3 separate regions of the Homo sapiens genome follow, and regions 2 and 3 are each linked to region 1. A link is an interaction called in ENCODE POLR2A ChIA-PET data of the cell type or tissue named here. Cell type or tissue: OCI-LY7. All regions are shown on one strand. Each heading gives the region's core, and the rest is flanking DNA. Links, peaks and the distances in the headings are about the cores only.

What was found. Peaks named below come from ENCODE experiments on the same cell type or tissue, not always from the same donor. Only the 100,000 strongest peaks of a DNase experiment are listed, where the experiment ranks them.
Region 2: POLR2A ChIA-PET joins it to region 1 with 5 read pairs; 3 of 35 experiments call an interaction of 5 or more read pairs at or near these places.
Region 3: POLR2A ChIA-PET joins it to region 1 with 8 read pairs; 1 of 35 experiments calls an interaction of 5 or more read pairs at or near these places.

The regions. Positions count from the first base shown.
Region 1 is chr20:53,528,468-53,535,626 of GRCh38, forward strand. No RefSeq gene overlaps it. Among named protein-coding and RNA genes, the nearest start is that of ZNF217-AS1, 21 kb to the right of the region's middle. RefSeq lists a silencer at 6,779-7,079. In OCI-LY7, for the core only: no CTCF peak of the experiment used is centred there; DNase peaks (open chromatin) are centred at 4,404 and 4,644; H3K27ac peaks cover 908 bases.
Region 2 is chr20:53,149,164-53,156,322 of GRCh38, forward strand. All of the region lies in intron 1 of TSHZ2 (teashirt zinc finger homeobox 2), which reads left to right. Among named protein-coding and RNA genes, the nearest start is that of TSHZ2, 180 kb to the left of the region's middle. RefSeq lists a silencer at 53-253. In OCI-LY7, for the core only: no CTCF peak of the experiment used is centred there; no DNase peak of the experiment used is centred there.
Region 3 is chr20:52,338,068-52,345,226 of GRCh38, forward strand. LOC105372666 (a long non-coding RNA gene) reads left to right here. Exons shown (of 17, transcript XR_007067652.1): 4 at 2,423-2,585. Among named protein-coding and RNA genes, the nearest start is that of ZFP64, 150 kb to the left of the region's middle. In OCI-LY7, for the core only: a CTCF peak has its summit at 5,006; no DNase peak of the experiment used is centred there; H3K4me3 peaks cover 361 bases.

The DNA of each region.
Region 1 (7,159 bases), core at 2,078-6,077:
TTTTTAATTAATTAATTTATTCATTTTTCTTTATCCAATCAGTGTCATACATTGAACTTTTTAATTTTTTTAAAAGTCCCCCTACATTATTTTCCTAGGGCTGCTGGAATAAATTACCACAAACTGGGTGACTTTATTTATTTGTTTGTTTGAGACAGGGTCTCTCTTCATCACCCAGGCTGGAGTGCAGTGTTGTGATCACAGCTCAGTGCAACCTCCACCTCCCAGGCTCAAGCCATCCTCCCACCTCAGCCTCCTGAGTAGCTGGGACCACAGGCACGAGCCACCACACCCAGCTAATTTTTGTATATGTTGGATATATACGGGGACTGCTTACGTTGCCCAGGCTGGTCTCAAACTCCCGAGCTCAAGCGATCCTCCCGCCTCGGCCTCCCAAAGTTCTAGGATTACAGGCATGAGCCACTGCACCTGGCCTAAACTGAGTGACTTTAAACAACAGGCATTTATTACCTCACAGTTTTGGAGGCCTCAAGTCCAAAATCAAGTTGTTAGCAGAGCTGTGCTCCCTCTAGCACGCCCTTCCTGGCCTCCTCCAGCTTCTGGTGGTTCCTGGTGATCCGTGGCTGTGGCTGCCCCACTCCAATCTCTGCCTCCATCTTCATGTGCATGGGTTTCTTCCCGTGTCTCTGTATGTCTTCTCCTTTTCTATCTCATTGGCCTTAGGGCCCACTCTCATCCAGGATAACCTCATCTCCAGATTCTGACCTTAATCACATGTACAAAGCCTCTCCTTCCAAATAAGGTCATATTCTGAGGTTTCAGATGGACAAATTGTTTTTGGGGGAGACATAATTCAACTCACCACATCCTATTACCTCAGCCTTTGGTCCTCCAGGCCACTGTGCCCATGGAATATGTCATCTCAGTCCTTCCAGGGTTTGTAGCACAGTCCTGCAACCTTCAGCATGGAAGTGGGGTGAGGGTGGGAGAATCTGGTCCTCAGCTATCAGTCCACCCAGAAAAACACCACGGCGGCCCTTGTCCTTGTCTACATAGCCCCTCTAGAGTTTCCATGCAACAAAGAACCATTGTTGGCTGGGCGTGGTGGCTCATGACTGTAATCTCAGCACTTTGGGAAGCCGAGGCGGGCAGATCACTTGAGGTAGGGAGTTCAAGACTGGCCTGGCCTGGCCAACATGGTGAAATCCCATCTCTACTAAAAATACAAAAATTAGCCAGGCGTGGTGGCACACAGCTGTAATTTCGGTTACTCAGGAGGCTGAGGCAGGAGAATAGCTTGAGCCCAGGAGGCAGAGGTTGCAGTGAGCTAAGATCATACCACTGCACTCCAGCCTAGGCAACAGAGAGAGACTCTGAAAAAAAACAAAAAACAAAAAAAAAAAAACGTTGTTATGGGACTATAGCATTGCACAACTTCAGAGGGCACCATTTCCCAGTGGCCGTGACATGCACAACTGCAGAGTCAGATGCAGCAGCCCCTGTAGGCAAGAATCTTTCAGGACTGCCTCCGAGGACAGGTGACTTAAGTTTAAATCCCCACTTGGGCACTTCCTAGCTGTGCAATTTAGGGTAACATACTTAACCTCTCTCTGTAGAGTATCCTTATCTTAAAAAAAGGGATAGGCCCTGAGGAGGTGAGAAAAACAATTACAATATTGAAGACAAGGATAATAGTAATAGTGACTTCATAGGATTATTGTAAGGGTGGAATGAATTGGTGTCTTCGTGGCACACAGCAAATGCTCTAAGTGTGTGTGTCTATTGTGATTGTTATGATCTGAGCTGCACACACCAGAGCACATGGATTGGAATTTTACAACAGAGTTTTTTTGTCCCACCTGCATTTTTTAAATTTTAATGTAATGTATTTATAAAGAGAGATTTACATAATAATCCAAATTTCTAACCTCTCTAAAAAAAAAAAAAAAAAAAAAAACCTGAAAACTTGGTGATATGGTTTGGCTGTGTCCCCACCCATATCAAATTGTATCCTCCCATAATTCCCCTGTGTTGTGGGAGGGACCCAGTGGGAGATAATTGAATCATGGGGCAGTTTCCCCATACTGTTCTCTTGGTAGTGAGTAAATCTCAAGAGGTCTGATGATTTTATAAGGGGTTTCCTCTTTCACTTGGCTCTCATTCTCCTCTTTTGTCTGCCACCATGTGAGACGTGCCTGTTACCTTCCGCCATGATTGTGAGGCCTCCCCAGTCACATGGAGCTATGAGTTCATTAAACCTCTTCTGCAAATTGCCCAGTCTCTGGTATGTCTATCAGCAGCATGAAAATGGACTAATACAGAGGGCAATATTGCATTTGCATTGCCATATGGCTGTCATCAGTGACAGCTAAGTAGCCATAACTCCCATGAAATGGGTTGAAGTCTCCTCATACCCCTCCCAATTCTGTATGCACACACACACACACACACACACACACACACACACACACACACACACACACCCCTGAGCCCCCCTCTGGCCTGCAGTTACCTGAATAAGCCCTGGTGAGGCTGGAATTTGCCATCTCTGCTCTCCTCCAATCCTTTCATTTTCACAGCAAGGAAACTGACACCCAGAGAGGTTGTGTGACCCACCCCAAGTCACACAGCAAGTTGCAACGAAACTGAGACTGAGCTCAGGCCTCTTGGCTCCCAGCTTCTTTGTCATCACTAAGATATTTCTAAATGTAGGATGACCCTGCTTGATGTTTCAAGATGATAGAAATAAAAAAGTTGAAGGCTGGGCAGGGGGCTCACACCTGTAATCCCAGCACTTTGGGAGGCTGAGGGGGGTGGATCACTTGAGGTCAGGAGTTCCAGACCAGCCTGGCCAACATGGTGAAACCTTGTCTCTACTAAAAATATAAAAATTAGCCAGGCGTGGTGGCGCACACCTGTAGCCCCAGCTACTCAGGAGACTGAGGTGGGAGAATCGCTTGAACCTGGGAGATGGAGATTGCAGTGGCAGACATCATGCCATTGCACTCCAGCCTGGGCGAGGGAGTGAGACTCCATCTCAAAAAAAAAAAAAGTTGGATATCCCTCTTCTTATTTTACAAATAATGCTAAGTATTCTGTCTTGGCATAAAGAGGAAACCTTAGAGAGCTACCTCCCAGACCAGAGTTTCTCAAGTCGGAATGAATTTGCCCTCCTGGTGTCTGAAGACACGTTTGGTTGTCACTATTTGGGGGGTGCTACTGGCATCTGGAAGGCAAAAGCCACAGATGCCACTGAACACCCTACAATGCACAGGACAGCCCCCACAACAGAGAACTATCCAGCCCAAAACATCAATAGTGTCAAGATTGAGAAACCCCGCCAAGATCCTTGCTTCTCAAAGTGTGGTCCCTGGGTCAGCAGCGCCAGCAACACCTGGAAGCTTGTGAGAAATGGGAAATCTTGGGCCCACCCAGACCTAGACAATCAGAAACAATTTTAATAACATCCCAGGTGATTCACTGGCACATTAGATTGCAAGAAGCATGCTTTATATATACTCATTGGCACATCAGGTTGCAAGAACCAGTGTTTCTCAACCTTGACTGTAAAATAGCATTTCCTGGGAGGGAGAGGGGGTGGTGGCTGAAAATCCTAATGCCCAGGGCACCCTTTGGAGCAATTACATTAGACTCTCTGGGAGTGGAAACCAAATATCCCTTTTTTTTTTTTTTTTTGAGATGGAGTCTCGCTCTGTCGCCCAGGCTGGAGTGCAGTGGCACGATCTCACCTCACTGCAACCTCTGCCACCAGGGTTCCAGCTATTCTCCTGCCTTAGCCTCCTGAGTAGCTGGGATTACAGGCAGCATGCACCTGTAGTCCCAGCTACTCAGGAGGCTGAGGTGGGAGGATTGTTTGAGCCCAGCAGTTTGAGACTAGCCTGGGCAACATAGTGATATCCCTGTCTCAAAAATACACATTAAAAAAAAAACTTTAACTGCATAAAATGGATATTATCACGAGCAAAATCAATTACATGTATACAAAGGTATTAATGTATTTATAAAAACAAATCTGAGGTATCATACCCTATGTGCTTCTTTATTAATGCATTTAATAACAAAATTCAGAGCAGGGTTTAATAACCACGATAATTCCAAAGTCATGACAAGGTGAGTAATATTTCCAGATATCCACGGCTGCTGGAATGCTATGGGAAAAGATCCGTGGCTTCAAATGGTGGCAAAGTGGCAGGTACTTGTGCCACTGCATGGTGTGTTGCCAACTTTCACAATCAAGGAAATGCTAAGTTAGAGTTAGAACTTAGAGAAAGTAACTGTTTGTAGACTTTCCCATGCAAGGTCACAGACCTCCTGAATTCTATCCCTGAAATCCCTGGCTCTGGTAAAGGGAGACAGACAAGCTGATGATAATACAGTGTGATTAAGGGCTAAGATTAGGGGAAGTAATACAAAAAGGGGAACTGCAGTTCCCCTTTTTAAATATGTCTGCAGGCTGGGTATGGTGGCTCATGCCTGTAATCCCAGCATTTTGGGAGGCCGAGGCAGGCAGATCACGAGTTCAGGAGATGGAGACCATCCTGGTTAACACAGTGAAACCCTGTCTCTACTAGAAATATAACAAATTAGCTGGGCATGGTGGCACACACCTGTAGTCTCAGCTACTCGTGAGGCTGAGGCAGGAGAATCAACGTGAACCCAGGTGGCGGAAGTTGCAGTGAGCCAAGATCACACCACTCCACTCCAGCATGGGTGACAGAGTGAGTCTCTGTCTCAAAAAAAAAAAAAAAATCTGCAAATTTTTAGCCAGACGCAGTGGTTCAAACCTGTAATCCCAGCACTTTGGGAGGCCAAGGAGGGAGAATTGCTTCACCCCAGGAGTTTGAGACCAGCCTGGGCAAGATAGCAAGACCCTGTCTCTGCAAAAAAATTTTTAAAAATTAGCCAGGTATGGTGGCACGCATCTGTGGTCTCAGCTACTTGGCAGGCTGAAGCACGAGGATCACTTGAGCCTGGGAGGTCACGGCTGCAGTGAGCTGTGATCACGCCACTGCACTCCAGGCAGGACAACAGAGTGAGACTCTATCTCAAAAATAAATAAATAAAATTGCAAAATTGCAAATTTTCTGCAAATTTTTGATGCTCCTCTCAAGAGGCAGAATGTAAGTCCTCACTAACCCACCTCCCCTGAATGTGCAAGACTTAGTGCTCATTTCTTTTTTTTCTTCTTCCTTCCTTCCTCCCTCCCTCTCTCTTTCTCTCTCTCCTTTTCTTTCTTTTCTTTCTTTCTTTTTCTCTTTCTCTCTCTCTCTTTCTCCTTCCTTCCTTCCCTTCCTCCCTCCTTCCCTCCTTCCTTCCTTCCTTTCCTTTCCTTCTTTCTTTCTGACAGAGTCTCACTGTGTCACCAAGGCTAGAGTAGAGTGGCGTGATCTTGGCTCACTACAACCTCCACATCCCAGGTTCAAGCAATTCTCCTTCCTTAGCCTCCCAAGTAGATGGGATTACAGGTGTGTGCAACCATGCCCAGCTAATTTTTGTATTTTTAGTAGAGACGGGGTTTTGCCATGGTTGGCCAGGCTGGTCTCAAACTCCTGACCTCAAGCAATCCACCCACCTTGGCCTCCCAAAGTGCTGGGATTATATGTGTGAGCCACCACGCCCGGCATGGCTCATTTGTCATAACTAGAATACAGCAGAAGTGACATTGCATGACTTCCAAGGCCAGGCCATAAAAGACAATCCGGACATCAAGTGTCAGAAACATGAAAGGGAAGTCTTCGAAATGACTCCAACCTGGGTCATCGTCTAACTAGGGCTGCAAGAACCACCCCGCTGAGCCCTGCCAGCCCCCGAATCATGAGATACAGTAACAACAAACTATTATTATTGTTTTATGTCAAACCCAGACTAGAGAGTGGGAAAAAAATGTTCCTAGAAGAGCTGGTGTTGAGCTAAGACTGAAGAATGAGTATGAGGTGGCCAAGCCAGGGCAAGAAGAATACCTTATGCAATTCATGTCAATTCAAGAGGACAATTTTTGTAGCCAGCTGCCCTAGATTTCACAGAATGCCCACATTGCAGACCTCCATGAACCCCAAAACACTTGAGAGATGCAAATATTTCGGTGTCCAATTTAAATTTCCCACACTGCTTCTTGGACTCAACTGCTATATAGATTTCTTTTGTCTGATCTTGTGCACCAATTTTGGGTTTGGAAATATGGTCATGCCCCAAATCACGGAAACAATCTTCCCTTCTACGTCTGAAGAATCCTAGGCTTCAGTGATCATGAAAGACATCGCCATCATCTCCTCCTTTTACTACATAATCAAGCATGAAATAAAAGACCTGTTAAAAAAAATAAATAAATATGGGGGGTCACCATATCCCCATTGTGTGATCTGAAGGATCCCCAGTGGGTCCCTACTTTCACCCATCAACATTCGCCAACCTCCAATTTTCTCATCCTCTCTGTTGTCTGATATTCTACTATCAACAATGCGTTTCTTAGAAGAAACTCTGCCCCTTTCCAAATCACATTTTTCTCTTTTAAATGCAAGTCCCCTGGGGAAAGAAAGAAATGACTGTGACATTTAGTGCTAACGGTGTAGTATAAATTTGGGTATATAATTTCTTTTCTACTGGAGAGAAGAGATTAAGAAACTTGACAGGATCCTTTGTAAGAAAGGGAATGAGATGAGAGGTACAAGTCTGGTGTTTTGGGTGGCTCCACATTTTTTCTCCTCTTCTCTTGATAACAGCATCCTGATTTCCTTTGGGAAACCACTACTCATTCTCAGTGAGTCTAGTTTGGCTGTGGCTGACTGCTCCATCCAGCTGCAAAGATGAGCAATCTGACCTGACCAATCAGAGTGCAGCATCTCCCTGGGTACAATGAGAGGTTCAGTGATTAGCACCTGACCCAAGCTAAGTCAATAAGAATCTTACCTGGGACTTTCAGAAGAACCACTGAGAAAGAAGTCAAAAAGGATTATTTTCTTTTTTTTTTTTTTTTTTTTTTGAGACAGAGTCTCTCTATGTCGCCCAGGCTGGAGTGCAATGGCACGATCTCGGCTCACTGCAACCTCTGCCTCCCGGCTTCAAGCGATTCTGCTGCCTCAGCCTCCCAAGTGACGGGGATTACAGGTGTGAGCCACTACGCCCAGCTAATTTTTGTATTTTTAGGAGAGACAGGGTTTTGCCATATTGGCCAGGTTGG
Region 2 (7,159 bases), core at 1,608-5,607, 380 kb before region 1:
GTCAGCTCTTTTAGGGTTTTTTTTTTTTTTTTAAAGTTGATTTCCTCTGCTGGTGAGCCATACATCACTGACATCCCTGTCTGTGCTGCTTGTCTGTGACAGAATGACAGGTGTCATTTGTCACTGGGGCTTGCGGAAGCTGTGGGAAGAGGGATTGAAATTTTTTTTCTGGAAGGGCTCAGTGTCTGCCAGATCATTAAAAAGGGGGCTTTCCAAAGAAAGCTGTGTGTAATGTGATTGCACTTACTGTCAACGATAGGCTAAAAGAAAGAGAGAACATCAAAAGGGAGTGAGAGAAAGAGGGGGAGGAAAGAGAGGAGGAGTTTCTGCCAGGGGCATTTAAAGTTCTTGAGCTGCCAATGCAAGGATCTGCTTTAGTTCAGTTCTAGTGTGTGCATGCTAAATAAGTCCTTCAGAGATTTCCGCTCAGCTCATGGTGCCAATGAGGAGACCGTAACAGGAAACCTCTTTAATAGCACTTCTTCTCATCACATATTATGTAGGGCATGGAGACAGACTTGGTACTATACAGGGCATGACTTGCAGTCCAATCATTGAAGAGCTGAGGCAGGAAAACCTATTTGAACAAAAGCAGAGGGTCCCAATAAATCACGAGGCAAAACTGAGACCTGCTGGCAGGCTCCTTCTCCAAAGAGACATTTACAGCATCCTGTTTGCATAAGCACGCTCGGAAAATGCCCAAGAATATCTCCTTGCAGCTTCTCTCCTCTTGGCATGAAGTCCGTCACCAAATGGATCTCCAGGGATCAGGGAATAGAGTCTGCTTATCATTTCATTGCAAAGGGGAAGTGTTCCTTATTCTACTCCCTGTGCCATTAAAGTAATAAAAAGAAGTTAACACTTTCATAGTTCTGCCTATGTGCCGGACACTGCGGTAAATGTTTTACTTATACACCTCACTGTAATCTTCATAGCAATCCTATGAGATCGCTATTTCTGTTTTGGGGATGGTGTCATTGAAGCACAGAGAGGTTAAGTAACTTATCCAAGGTTGCACACTTCTTGGCAAAGCTGGGATTCAAATCTGGATAGTTGGGGTCTGGAGTCTATGCTTTTAGCCTCTTATTGGGAGGGTGAATGATGAACACAGTGGGGAGGCCAGATGATTTTGATAACTTCCAGATTGCAAATCTAACCATGCTGATTTAGGAAATTAACAATTTAGTGATGATGCAAACCAGGGATCTGCAAACTACAGCCAGTGAGTCAAATCCCACCTGAAACCTGTTTTTATATAGCTGGCAAACTAGAAAGAATTTTCACATAAATGGTTGAAAAATTTTGTAAAAATCTGTTTTCTCTTTTGTTACATAAGTACCTGCACATATCCTCAATTTAGTCTCTTGTCTTGCAAAGCCTAAAATATTTACTAGCTGGTCCTTCACAGGGAGTGTTGGTGGCTTCTAATCTAAGGTAAAATCAACTACAGGAAAATAAAATAAAATAAAATAAAAGTTTTTTAAAAAAAAGAAGGAAAGAAAGAGAAAGAAGAAAGGAAAAAGGAAGGAAGGAGGAGAGGAAGGAAGGAAAGGAGGAAAAGAAAAAGAAGGAGGGAAGAAAGGAAGGAAGGAGAAGATCTTAAAAAGAGAAGAAAAGGAAGGGACTTCATTTAAAAGCAAATAAGAAAACTAAGATCCTCACCAGTGGAGCTCTGAGGCCAACAGAAACACTGAAATTGGGCTGGCTTAGGTATACTTACGTGGGAAGGCCATCCTTTCAAAATAAGTTTTCCTTGACTGCCTTTCCACAAAGCCTGCTGCTTGGAGAGACAAATTAGCTATTAGGTAATCTAGTTAATTGACAAGTGACTTAACTAATTACCCTAACATGCTTATTAAATGTTACCTTTCCCATTCTCAACACATTGTTAGAGCATCAATGTATTTAAGGCCTTATCATATCACGCTCTCTTGACAGCACATTCCTGTTAAAACAGAAGGTGCATGCAGTATGTTTTTTCTATCACTATTTTTCTCCCTCTGTGGTTAGAGTCATAAGAGATAGAATTGGGAGCTGGGTACATAACAAGCCCATCCCTATTAAGGAACAATGTCCTATTATACTGGTGCCTATTCGCTGAGATGGATCAAGAATGGACTAAGTAAAGAAATAATGCATAATATCAAGCCTCGGCTAATGGGTGTAGCTAAAGCTTAGAGAAAACTTACTTTGACTCTGGACTAGTCTTTCCTAGCTGGGAGGGCTAGTGTCTATATTTATACAAATCTACAAATTCCTCAACCAAAATTCTTTGAGGCAGATGTGTTTTACAGTTCAGAGTTTTCCAGATCTTAGAAAGAGAATATGGTACATATACCATGTAGTAGATAATATCTTCAGGAAGGAAGGTGAGGAATAGCATCTTGTATGTAAAAATATAAATATTTCTGCAATGAAGCATTAGGATTACTAAATGAGATTTTTTTAAGCTTTAAAAAGTTCAATAGATTTTTCTGCTACATGAATCACAGAAAATAAGTTTAAAAAAACTTTTGGTATTCAGAGCTTTTAGGATTTTGGGAATCAAAGATAAGGGATTGTGAACTAGGGTAAATGTTACTATCACCTCATGGCCTTTCTAATAACTACAGCCTTCAAGTTATTTTTAAATTTTATATTGGTCATAATTGATACATATGGATACCATTGGTGATTATTCTTTAGCATAATGTGAGATGAAGCATGATATATATCAAGATACATACAAAATAATATGTATGAATATATTTCATTATAATTAATGCCTTTATAAAATACTAAGCAATACAAGACGGTTGGAAGTAAATACAAAGATTCTCTTCTGTTTAGAACTGAACTCGAGGGCAAGGTTGCTGTAAAATGGGAAGCATCATCTGGTCCAAGGTTGACAAACTCTGATTTCTGCCAGAGCCACGCAGGTACCATGTACTAAAATCCTAAGATATACATTTTTCACATTACAACATCCCTGAAGTTAGGATGCATCCTCCATTCTTCATTGTACAATAGTTTGATTGGCAACATTTTTTTTTCACTTTCTTGACTGTGAAAGTAAAAAAGCATTAAGGAGCTTAGATCCAATCCACTGCAGTCTCAGAGGTGAGCCAGGGAACTCAGGTGACTTAGGAGCTTACACAGTTTCTACACAGGGCTCACTGGGGCTAACCCAAATTCTGACCCTGACCCTCACCCTAACTTTAACCCTGACCTTCACCCTAATCTTGACCCTAACCCTGACTCTCAGCCTAACCCTGACCTTTATCCTGACCCTGAGCTTGACCCTTATTCTAACCCTGACCCTAATCCTGACCCTGATTCTGAATGGCTGAATGGCTGTTGCTCTACTGGTTGTTGCCACACAGAAACACAGACCAGGGGTGGCCAATCAGATCTTTTGAGAGAAGCTAGAAATTCAGCCATGCAGTCTCACAAGATTTAACTGTTGTCATTTATTAACCCTATGTAGGACAACCAAGACAGGTCAGGTATCTAGATTGGATCTGGCCCTCCAACACCTAGAAAGATTTAATGAGTTGATTGACCAATATCACTCTGCTGAAATATGAAATTATGTCTGACACCTATGGTTTTATTTTTTGTCTGATTGGAATGACAGGTGAAATGATAAAAGCATAAGCCCAGAAACTCAGGGAACTACAGCAGAGAGGGAGAGATATTCAAGTAAACATAATTACATTTATAACATGGTGTGATGCTACCAGGGGCTTTGAGGACCCAGAGAAGAATTGCCTACCCCAGTCCTGTGCAGGCAGGAAAGAACACTCAGAGAAAGTGTTCAAAGCTGACAGAGGAATGAGTAGAGGGTGGTGTGGGAGAGAGGTTGATAGGGATATTCCAGGGAAAGGGAGCAGCATGTGCCCAGGTCCAGAATCCATCATGCCTCAGAATGCCTTTTCAAAAATGAAATCACCCATAACACAATCAGGACATCCTATGCAGCCGCATGGAACCAAAATCAGCTGACCTATTAGGAAGTTGATAAGAGAGAAAAGAATATCTGCTGTGACCATAGCCCCTGACACATCCTATAGCTCTGTAGCGAGGCAAGCATAAATGTCCCCAGCCTGGGATTCTATCAGAGCTCAAAGAGCAGGACTGTTCCTGCAGTGTGGCCAAAGCAGGCAGTGGCCTAGAGAGTGCTAGGCAAGAGGTCCCTGTCACCAGGTATTACTTCAAAAGTTGCATGTGCCACCCTGTCCCTCTCCTGCTTGGTCAAGGCTGTAGATGACCACATCAAATTGTATATTGGGATGTTACAGTTCTTGGACTGCAAGCAGGATCAACTGACTTGGTAACTTAAACAAAAAGGAAATTCCTTGCAGGGTTACCAGTAACTCACAGAATGGATGTGAAAGGTGGAGGACTAATCTTAGAAATGGTTCAATGTCAGAACAGACCCTGAGTCTAGAAAGTAGAAACTGCAGACCAGTTTGTTGAGGTCCCACCACTGGACTAAATGAATTGCTCTTCAAATTTCCTCATTTTCTTGTCTTCTATGGTCAAGATGCAAATTTCATGAAAAGAGTGTCCAGTTTGCCCAACTGGAGCCATTAGCTTTTGCTGCATTAAAAAACCATTCCAAAACTCAGCAGCTTAAAACAGGGACCACTTATTTAGTCCGTGGTCCTGCAGGTCAATAATTTTGGCTAGACTCAGCTGATGACTGGCTGGTCTTGCGTGGCCTTAGATAAGATGGTTCAGCTCCTCTCATAAGGTCTCTCATCCTCCAGCAGGCTAACCTAGGCTTGTTCCCATGGTGGTAGCAGAGTTGTAAGAGCAAAAGCCTGTAAGTCCTTGTGATCTAGTCTCAGAACTGTACTGTGCTTACTTCTATTGCATTCCATTGGACAAAGTAAGTCAAAAGGCCAGCCCAACTTAAGCAATGGAAAAATAAATGCTATCTTTTAACAGACAGAGCTTCGCAGTCACATGGCAAAATGTGTGCATACAAACAAGGCCAATTTACCAGCAATCAGTCATACTGGCTAGGGGACTAGAACAGGGGACTTGAAAAAGAGCTTTATCAGGCTACATCTAATGGGGAGTAAGTAGCAACTCCCCCAAAACTTTAGTTTTGTTAGGAAAGGGGAATGACCTAAGTGACCAAAAAAAATTTTTTTAAGAAGTAAATGTTTTTTTAACATTGCTCCTATGTATGATTCATTAGAAATAAGTGTCTTTTCCCATGAACAAAATTTGTTTCAGCAGTAAAATAAAAATAACAAATAATAAAATTAGGTCTCCCAGCTTCTCGTCAACTTCCTGGCATAGCAAGAACTGTGACCTTCCATGCACAACCACTGCGGGTGCCCTCTCTTGCCCAGTTGAAGGATCCAAACAGTGTGGCCCAGAGATTTTTGATTCAAAAATCAATTTCTGAAATATATGATGAAGTTCATCAATACTTTTCTTTCTGGACTACTCCAGCCCTCATTGACCACTCCTGTCTTTGAAATCTGAATGCACTGAAATCTAGAGGTAACTATGAGAGCTGGGCTTGAGTCACACACTTCCCGTATGATTCTGAGTCAGTGAACATCTCTAAAACCTCAAGGTTCTTATCTATAAAGTGAGTATAGAAGTGTAGCTCCCTCCAAATTTTGTGAGCTGTCACTGAGACAATCTATATAAAGCACATAGCATAGTATCTCCCGAATAATCAGCAACCAAAAACTATCCTTTGCTTATGCCATCATCATTATCATTATTGACATGCATTTAATTAGTTCTTCTGCCCCACTAGAAATTATGACATCTAAATATTACCTTCTGTATAAAAGATGCCTGTCACCTCGATGTAAGTTGAAAAAAAAATAGTTAATATGTGTGAGACTTTTGTTTCTTCTAAGACAGGTGTTTGAATATGCATTTTTTTTTTTTTTTTTTTTTTTAGTTTTGTCAGGAACTACATAAAGGTTAATCTCTTTTTCTGGCAAATATTTCCTGAGTGCTTCCATGAGGACTGCGTGGGTAGCTCACCTGTGATTCTGATCCGGAACTGGACCCTCCCTATGAAGTATTATTGTATCAATTGTTTGACCAGGCAGGGAACACCTGACCTACCCCAGTAGGTAATAGGGGAAGAGTTTAATAAAAAGACAATGAAAAGGTAGGAGTGGTGTTTAAGAAACCAAGAAGGGATAGTTCAGTGACCTGAGACTGGTGTCAGAAAGGAACCTTTGGTAGACGAACATAGGACTCATGGTAACCTGGTCAAAAGGAACCCGTGGGATATATATTCCCGCCTTTCCTCCTCCCACCTGCCCATCCCCTTTGGGCAAACTCCAGGGGTAGCCAGAGGACAGAGGATCTCATTGAGGGGATATATCAGGGACAGTCTCCCAGGGCACAGGTCTGGGAAGGAGGGTGCAGAATTAATGTACAGGGCAAGCAGAAGATACCCGGGACAGATCACTGAAGATTGAGGGAAAACTCAATGCACAATATCTTCCCACTTTGGGAAGACCCACTCTGAAAATGACTTCACTTTTTAGGACCTGGGCCCAGGAAAAATTACAAAAGGTTTTAAAACCCCGCTTACTAGGGAATTTTGCACATTTCATTTCAGGAGATGGGTTACCTGGTAGATCTCAATGTTGTGATAGACTCTACATTGGCCTCAAAAGACAATTAAGACATGATCCTGTTTTAAGTTAATGAGAAAACATTCCATCACTGGCTGTCTGGGTCACAAACTTGTAGCCTACAAGACAATACCACCCCTGGATGTTTCTCTAATATTTTTTAAAACTTTAATTAGGTATTGGCTAATTAAATATAAGGAGGTTTTACATATGTCTCTAAATGCCTGTTTCTTTTCAGAAGTTAGAAACCTGACCCCAAGAGTCTCATTTTCTCCTGGGAACAAGGGGCTGCAGCTGAGAGTGTGCAAGCTCTCCAGCTTGCCACAGTCCTCACCATTCTCTGTTGTCTCTAATTAGCCAGACCCACGTATCCTTTACCATTTTTATTGTTCTTGCACTCTAAATTTCATCATGGTAATGTTTCTTTTTACCCATATCTCTATCAGCAATGGGCCAAAAAAGCTAGTTGAAGAGGGTCAGTGAATTTTAAGCAAAATTTAAGAAAACATATGTCTCTGTGGAAGAAAAGAATCTTCCTACACTTATATACACAA
Region 3 (7,159 bases), core at 1,120-5,119, 1.2 Mb before region 1:
GTTGATTCCTGGAAAATGTGGAGGTGGGCCACGAGAATCAGGGGTGGGCATCACCAGTGTCTGCTACAAGGGGTTCATATACTGGGTAACCGAAAATGAGAAGCTGAGAGGATCTCAAAAGAAGACAGAAAATAAATAAGTGAATAAAAAATAGAGTAAACACAAGTATGGCTTAGTGATTGATTGCTGAACAAATGCCTTCTGGATATATCAGCTCTCTAATGAAGAATGCAAAAAAGTACTGATGGTAGGATCAATATTGTTAGAATCTCCTAATTTGTTTACTATTGATAGATACCAGCTAATATGATGGCACTAGACACAATATTTGTTTTATATTTATCAGCTAGTGGGAATATATTTCTATATGCCAATTTTTTTGAGTACTGCTGATGAGTACACACGACATCGTGACTGCACCATTAGGTTTGATGAATCCATATAATTGCTGCACAAATATTTTGAATTTAATTGCATGTAATATAGTTAACACTCGGTTATGAGTGCCAATAAGGGAAGCAGTGACATGGATAATTCGAAACAGTGGAAAACCCAAAATCGTTTATGTAAAACTTCTTTGGCCCATTTTTGACTCAGGGCTACAGATTCACCTTTCTAATTATATTTTGTTTAGGCTAGTAATAAGAATTATTTTCATTTGGTAAAACATGGGCTGATGGAAGAAGAAAGTTGTTGAAATGTGTTCTGCTTGTTGGTAGAAGCTGGCATTAGAAGTTTTCAAGAGATAGCCACATTTAGGTAATTGAGAGTTTACTGGCTCAAATCTCATTAAAGTCAGATGATTTCTCCTCATTGTTCACGTATGTTAAGTACCAGGCACTGTATTAAGTTCTTTACACAGATGATCTCATTCTTTCCTTACAGCCGCCATAATTAGGGGATGTTTTGTAGTGGAAAAGAATGATACTTCTAGAATCAAGTTGTGTTTCTGCCAAGTTATTAGTTATGTGAAATTGGTCAAGTTACTAAATCAGATGAGGTTTTTCATCTGCCAATAATAGTAGTGGTAAGCCATAAAGTTGCTGACAGCCCACGGTGACTAAATAAGAGAATCTATCTAAAGCACAGTGACTGGCTTATGATGTCCAGTTCCATTACAGACTGGGTTAGTCTCAAAGTTGGTGTTCTGCTTATCCTCAGCCTGTGCTCTCAGTGAGCCCTCTGGAACAGTGCTCCTTAAGCTTTTAAATGCATCCAGATCACCTGGGGACCTTGTTGAAAAGAAACTCTGATTTAGTAAGTCTGGAACAGGACCTGAGATTCTGCATTCCTAATAAGCTCTGGGAGGGTGCTCATGGTACTGACTTGTGGAGCACTCATGGAGTGGTGAGGCACTGGATAATTTTGGTCAAACATTTTAATTTCACTTTAGTTTTCTTTGTATCCACAGCAGGTTCAGAGAAGAAGCAAGGCTTTCTGTCTGCTTTTCTTTGCCATGCAAGGTCCAACTCAGGTGCCAGACTTCCAGGAAATCTTCCTCATCTCTCAGATCCCTTGAATGTCCCTTTCCCACATTTCTAGTACAGAAGTTTTTCTAGTACTAGAAGTTTTCAGCAAATAGCCACATTTGGGTAGCTGAGAGTTTACTGGCTGAAATCTCATTAAAGTCTGTCAGGTACTTTCTCCTCGTTGTTCCTGTATATTCAGTACCAGGTACTATATTAAGTTCCTTACAAAGATGATCTCATTCCTTCCTCACAGCCACCATAATTAGATAGCTACCTGCTGGGAAGCATTACTGGGAAGTAGCTATGAATACAGACCCTGGGGTTATGCAGACTTGGGTTTCAATTGAATCTCTGCTGCTTACTAATTCTGTGACTTTGGACCTGTGGACCAATAACTTCTCTGAACTTCAGTTTCCTCATCTGTCAAATGGGCCTGATAATAAAAGCCACACAATGGGGTCATTGTAAGACTCAGACGGGTGCTTAGTGTAAAAAGTCTTAGCCCTATGGCTGGTACCCAGCAAGTGAACTGAGAGGTTCACAGGGTTGTAAGCAAAGTGAGGATGGGCACTTACATGTTTTGTCTGTCATTTTGCCAGTTCATGTAATCCAAATATGGCCGCTTCTCTCTTCTTTCCCAGAAACTCACTTTCCCAGTCTCCCTTTCAGCTAGGGACAGCCATGTGACCAGTTCTGGCCAGTGAGATGTGAGTCCCACTGTTCCAGGGACTTCTGGGAAAAAAATCTACGACCTGGGAAAGGAAAGAGCCAGTTGAGGAAAAGCCCTTTGTCCCTTCTTTGTTTATATCTCCAACTTCCCGATTTTTCCTGTGGCTGTGATGGCCAGGATGTGGCAGCCCTCTGGTTATAACAGTGTCACAAATCCTTCATTGAGGCTGCCTTGCAACCCAAGCTCTGCCTCTCTCCAATCCTCTCTTTCCCTCCCTTCATAGGTGCAGATGCTGAGAGCACTTTCTAGTCAAGTCCTGCATGTTCATTTCTGTCTCAAGTCAGCTTCTCTGAGAATCCAATTTATAAAAATATATTTGTGAATGTATAAGTAAAGTGACTTGGATTTTGTCTACGTACAAGGACTTCTATGCCTGCATAAAACAGGTAATATTTATCTTTCGTTGTTGCTGTTTCTGGTGTCTAAATCCCCTTCTAATAGTTGGAAGAAATTTTCCTGCCTCTTAATATAGAGTCAGATTCTTTTTTTTTTTTTTTTTTTTTTTTTAACTCTGTCGCCTAGGCTGGAGTGCAGTGGCGCGATCTCGGCTCACTGCAAGCTCCGCCTCCCAGGTTCACGCCATTCTCCTGCCTCAGCCTCCCCTAGTAGCTGGGACTACAGGCCCCCGGCACCACACCCGGCTAATTTTTTGTATTTTTAGTAGAGACAGGGTTTCTACTGACCTCGTGATCTGCCCGCCTCGGCCTCCTAAAGTGCTGGGATTACAGGCGTGAGCCACCGCGCCCACCTAGAGTCCCATTCTTTAATTCAAGACCGAGTAGCCAGTGCTGGTTAAGAAGTAGTGGGAGAGGTTGTGTTTTCGCGATGCTGCAGCTGCACTGAGGTCTTTGGGGGCAGCAGTGCCAACTGCAGCAGGGATCGTTTACAGGAGCAGCCTCTCTCCAGGGCCTGCAGGCTGCAGGGTTGGGGGTGCTGGCCGGACAAGCTGCAGCTTCCAGTGCTCTCCATGGGGGACACAGCACATCCCCACCAGACTAGGCTGTAATGTGCTTTTCCTGTGGTTAGGGATGGAAAGCCATCTTTTGTGCAGCTCTCTGTCCGTGCCTTGTTCTCTAGCCTTCCTAAATGATTCCGAGTGCAGTCAGTTTTTCTTATTTGCATCACAGAACCATGTCTGCGGCCTACTATGTAATACTATTTAATTTGTATCTGTGGACATTTAAAGTCTTGATATATTTTCTGTATCATTATTGATAACAATGGTAAGTATCATTTGAGGATTTATAGGTCACAGAATGCCTACGTATGCATTACTTGATTTATTCCTCATATAACACTGTAGGTTAATATATTTGTTTTAACCCTTATTTTGTAAGTTAGCATCTGAGAGGTGGAATAACCTGCCTAAGCTGACTCAGTAAATGGCAGAACTGGACTGGAACCTACGCTTTCTTTCTTTCTTTTTTTTCTTTTTTTGAGATGGAGTCTTGCTGTGTCACCCAGGCCCGAGTGAGTGGTGTGATCTCAGCTCACTGCACCCTCCGCCTCCCGGGTTCAAGCAGTTCTGCCTCAATCTCCTGGTAGCTGGGACTACAGGCGCATGCCACCACGCCCGGCTAATTTTTTGTATTTTTAGTAGAGATGGGGTTTCACCATATTGGCCAGGCTGATCTCGAACTGCTAACCTCGTGATCCGCCCGCCTTGGCCTCTCAAAGTGCTGGGATTCCAGGTGTGAACCTACACGCCCGGCCGGAACCTAAGCTTTCTATTTAATTTTTTAAACATTGAAATCTTTTGGAAGCAAATACTATGTTAACCAAAAATCTGAACATCTCACCTTATTGAATAATGGAGATGATTTAAGTAAAACTTTAAGTCACAAAATAAAAATATCTTTTTCTTAATTCAAACAATACAGAATAATAGAAGATGGAAAAGTAACCAGAAGAAACAAATGCTAACACTTTCTTTTGCATTTTTATAGAAATTTTTGAAATACACATACTTAAGCAGGTTGAAGTATAGTGTTTTTTAAATACAAATCAAGCGATATTATACATAATGTTCTTTAACTTGCTTTTTTATCTTGCATTCAGTGAAATATCTCAGACATCTTGTCAATATTGTTGTAAATAGCTTTGCTTAATTCTAACTGGCATTCATTATTTTGTGCTTATATTTTAATCTAAATGGTCAGTCTTCTATTGATGTATGTTGTCTTAAGTACTGGTTTCCTGGAACCATTGCCTGAGATGGGCATTTTTATAAACGTGATTTATCAAGGGAGTGGATGAAGCAGGAGAGGACAGAGGAAGAATCCTGGCAATCCTCTTGTCCTCTTGAGATGATGCTGTGGCTTGAGCTCTTAGCAGCCAACCCTCACTGCTATTTAAGGGGAGGAATGCCAATTCATTAAAGAGATCTTGGTGGGACACCATCAGCACCAGCTACATGTATTTAGATGGTTTCCAGTTTTCTATATTAATCATTTTGGGATGAACATTCTCATACTATTCATGTCTTTGTGTGCTGTGAAAAATTCTTAGATGTGATAATTCTAAACTGAAGGATGTGGTAGCAATGCCAGATACTCATACAATGTCCAGTGTTCTTTCCTCCTTACTGACACAACAACAATTTGTTGGCTGTGTCAACATGCCTAGTTTTAAAAATTATACTTCCCAGCCTTCTTTGATGTTAGAGACATAGTTTTGACCAATAAAAGTGAAGTAATTGGCTATAGCTTCCAGGAAGGCTCCAGGTGGGGTAGGAGGCAGTGGCAGTCACACTCATCTGGGACATATTCTTTATGCACTTCACCCTCAGCTTTTTCTTGCCCAGAACGGGGATGTGATACTGAAGGGGGCGCAGCCACCTTGTGATTGTGAGGTGACAGGTCCTCAGCTGTCTAAGCAAGAGACATTATGGAACATTCTATGAGCTGTTTAGCATGCTGGACTTCCTAATGACGGCTTCTATTTATGTGAGGGGGAAGATGCCTTATTAATTTCAGATTCTAATGGATATGGAGTATGTGCATTTAAATGTTGGTACACACAGTGGAGTAGGATTTCATGGGACATTAGGCTCCAAAGCAGGGTCTCTCAACCTCAGCATGGTTGATATTTGGGGCTGGAGAATTCTTGGTTTTGGTGGGCTTTCCTGTGCATTGTAGGGTGTTTAGAGAACTCCTGGTCTTTACCCACTAGATGCCATTATCACCACCCCTTCCCAGTTGTGACAAGCATGTCTCCAGACATGACTGAATGTCTCTTGGTTGAGAGCTACTGCTGCAAAATCAGCATGCAAGGCAACCATTACATGTAGTCAAAAATACACCAGAAGATCTATTAAAATCATTGATAAAATACAGGATTCATTCATTCCTTCAGAAATATTTCCTGAAGGGCAGCTATGTGTTATGTGCTGTTTTTGGTGCTAAAGTTGGAACAGTATGCAAGGCACACAGGAAATAAGATACCTGCTCCCCCTGGAGTTTATGTTCGACCAGGAGAAAACAAACTATATATATACACACACACACTATAAATACACACACACACACACACACACACACACACACACACACACACACAACTGATACAGAGTACGTTTTGTATTCCTGGGCATTTAAGATCTTCATGTATATTTTTATCATTACCAATAATAACAGTAAGTAATGATTTAGAGCAGGGATCTGTATGCTACATATAGCCCGTGGCGAAATCTGGCCCACCACTTGATAAAGTTTTATTGGCACACAGCCATGTCCGTTCATGAAGTATTGTCTATGGCTTCTTCCATGCTGCAGTGGTGACAGTGGCTGAATTTAGTTGTAAAAGAGACCCTACGACTCATAAGACCTAAAATATTTACTATCTGGCCCTTTGCAGAAGACATTTGCTGACCCCTGGCTTAGAGATTTATAGTTCATAGAATAAGTATACTTGCATTATCTTGTTTGTTCCTCGAAGTAATCCTCTGATATAGTTGTTTTCCCTCTTGTATTATGGGTCAGAGTCTGAGTGAGGGGATGACTTGCTCCAGTTCACTTAGTTAGCAGTTCCAGGTGGTCGCTGTGCTGCTGGGGAGACTGCAATTATAAATAGCGTTGTCATGGAAGAACTCATCAGGAAGGTGACAGAGATGTGAAGGCAGAATGAAGAGACCCATGTGGATAGCTGAGGGACCAGAATTCTTGGTAGAAGGAAGGTGCCTTGTGTGTTTGAGGAACAGTTAGAGGTCAGCTGATGGAGCATGAGGGAGATTAGCTGGAGATGCAGTCAGGGAGGAGTGGATGGGGCAGGTGGTGTAGGACTTTACTTTTTACTGAGTGTGCTGTGGGGCCCATGGGAGGCTTTGAGAAGAGGAGTGGCATGATCTGACTTATGGCTGAACAGAAAACACCAGTTCCCTGTAAAGAATGGACCAAAAGGGTCAAGAGTAGCATCAGGGAGCTCTGTTGGGGATGGAATGGGAGGTAGCAGCAGCTGTGTGAGAAGAGGTTAAATTACAAATCTACTTTGGAGGGAGATTTGATTGCAGATGGATTGGAGGGGTGAGGGTAGGTTGAGAGAGAACATGGGGTCAAGGAAGACACCAGGGATTTTTGCTTGAGAGCTGGAAAGATGAAGTAACTGGCTGAGACGGGATGGTGGGCTTGGGAACCAGAAGTTCAATGTTCCATTCAAGATCCCTGTTATGCTCACCATATTTTTTGGAACTGCCATGGACTAAAGAAAAAAGTAAAAGGAAAATGAGTAGTTATATATTTAGGCATTTTCAAATCAAACCACCCTATGTTAAGAGATCTATAGGTTTCCCAATGGTGAGTAGAGAGTGAGTGGAGAATTCTCAAGGGCTTCTGGCTTGCTTGAAAAGCTTCCAAGGCTCTGCAAATTTGTTCAGTAAAGGACTCAATGGTAAATATTGTAGGTTTTGTGGGCTATATTAATCAGCTAGGGCTGCCATAATAGAATACCATAGACTGGGTGGCTT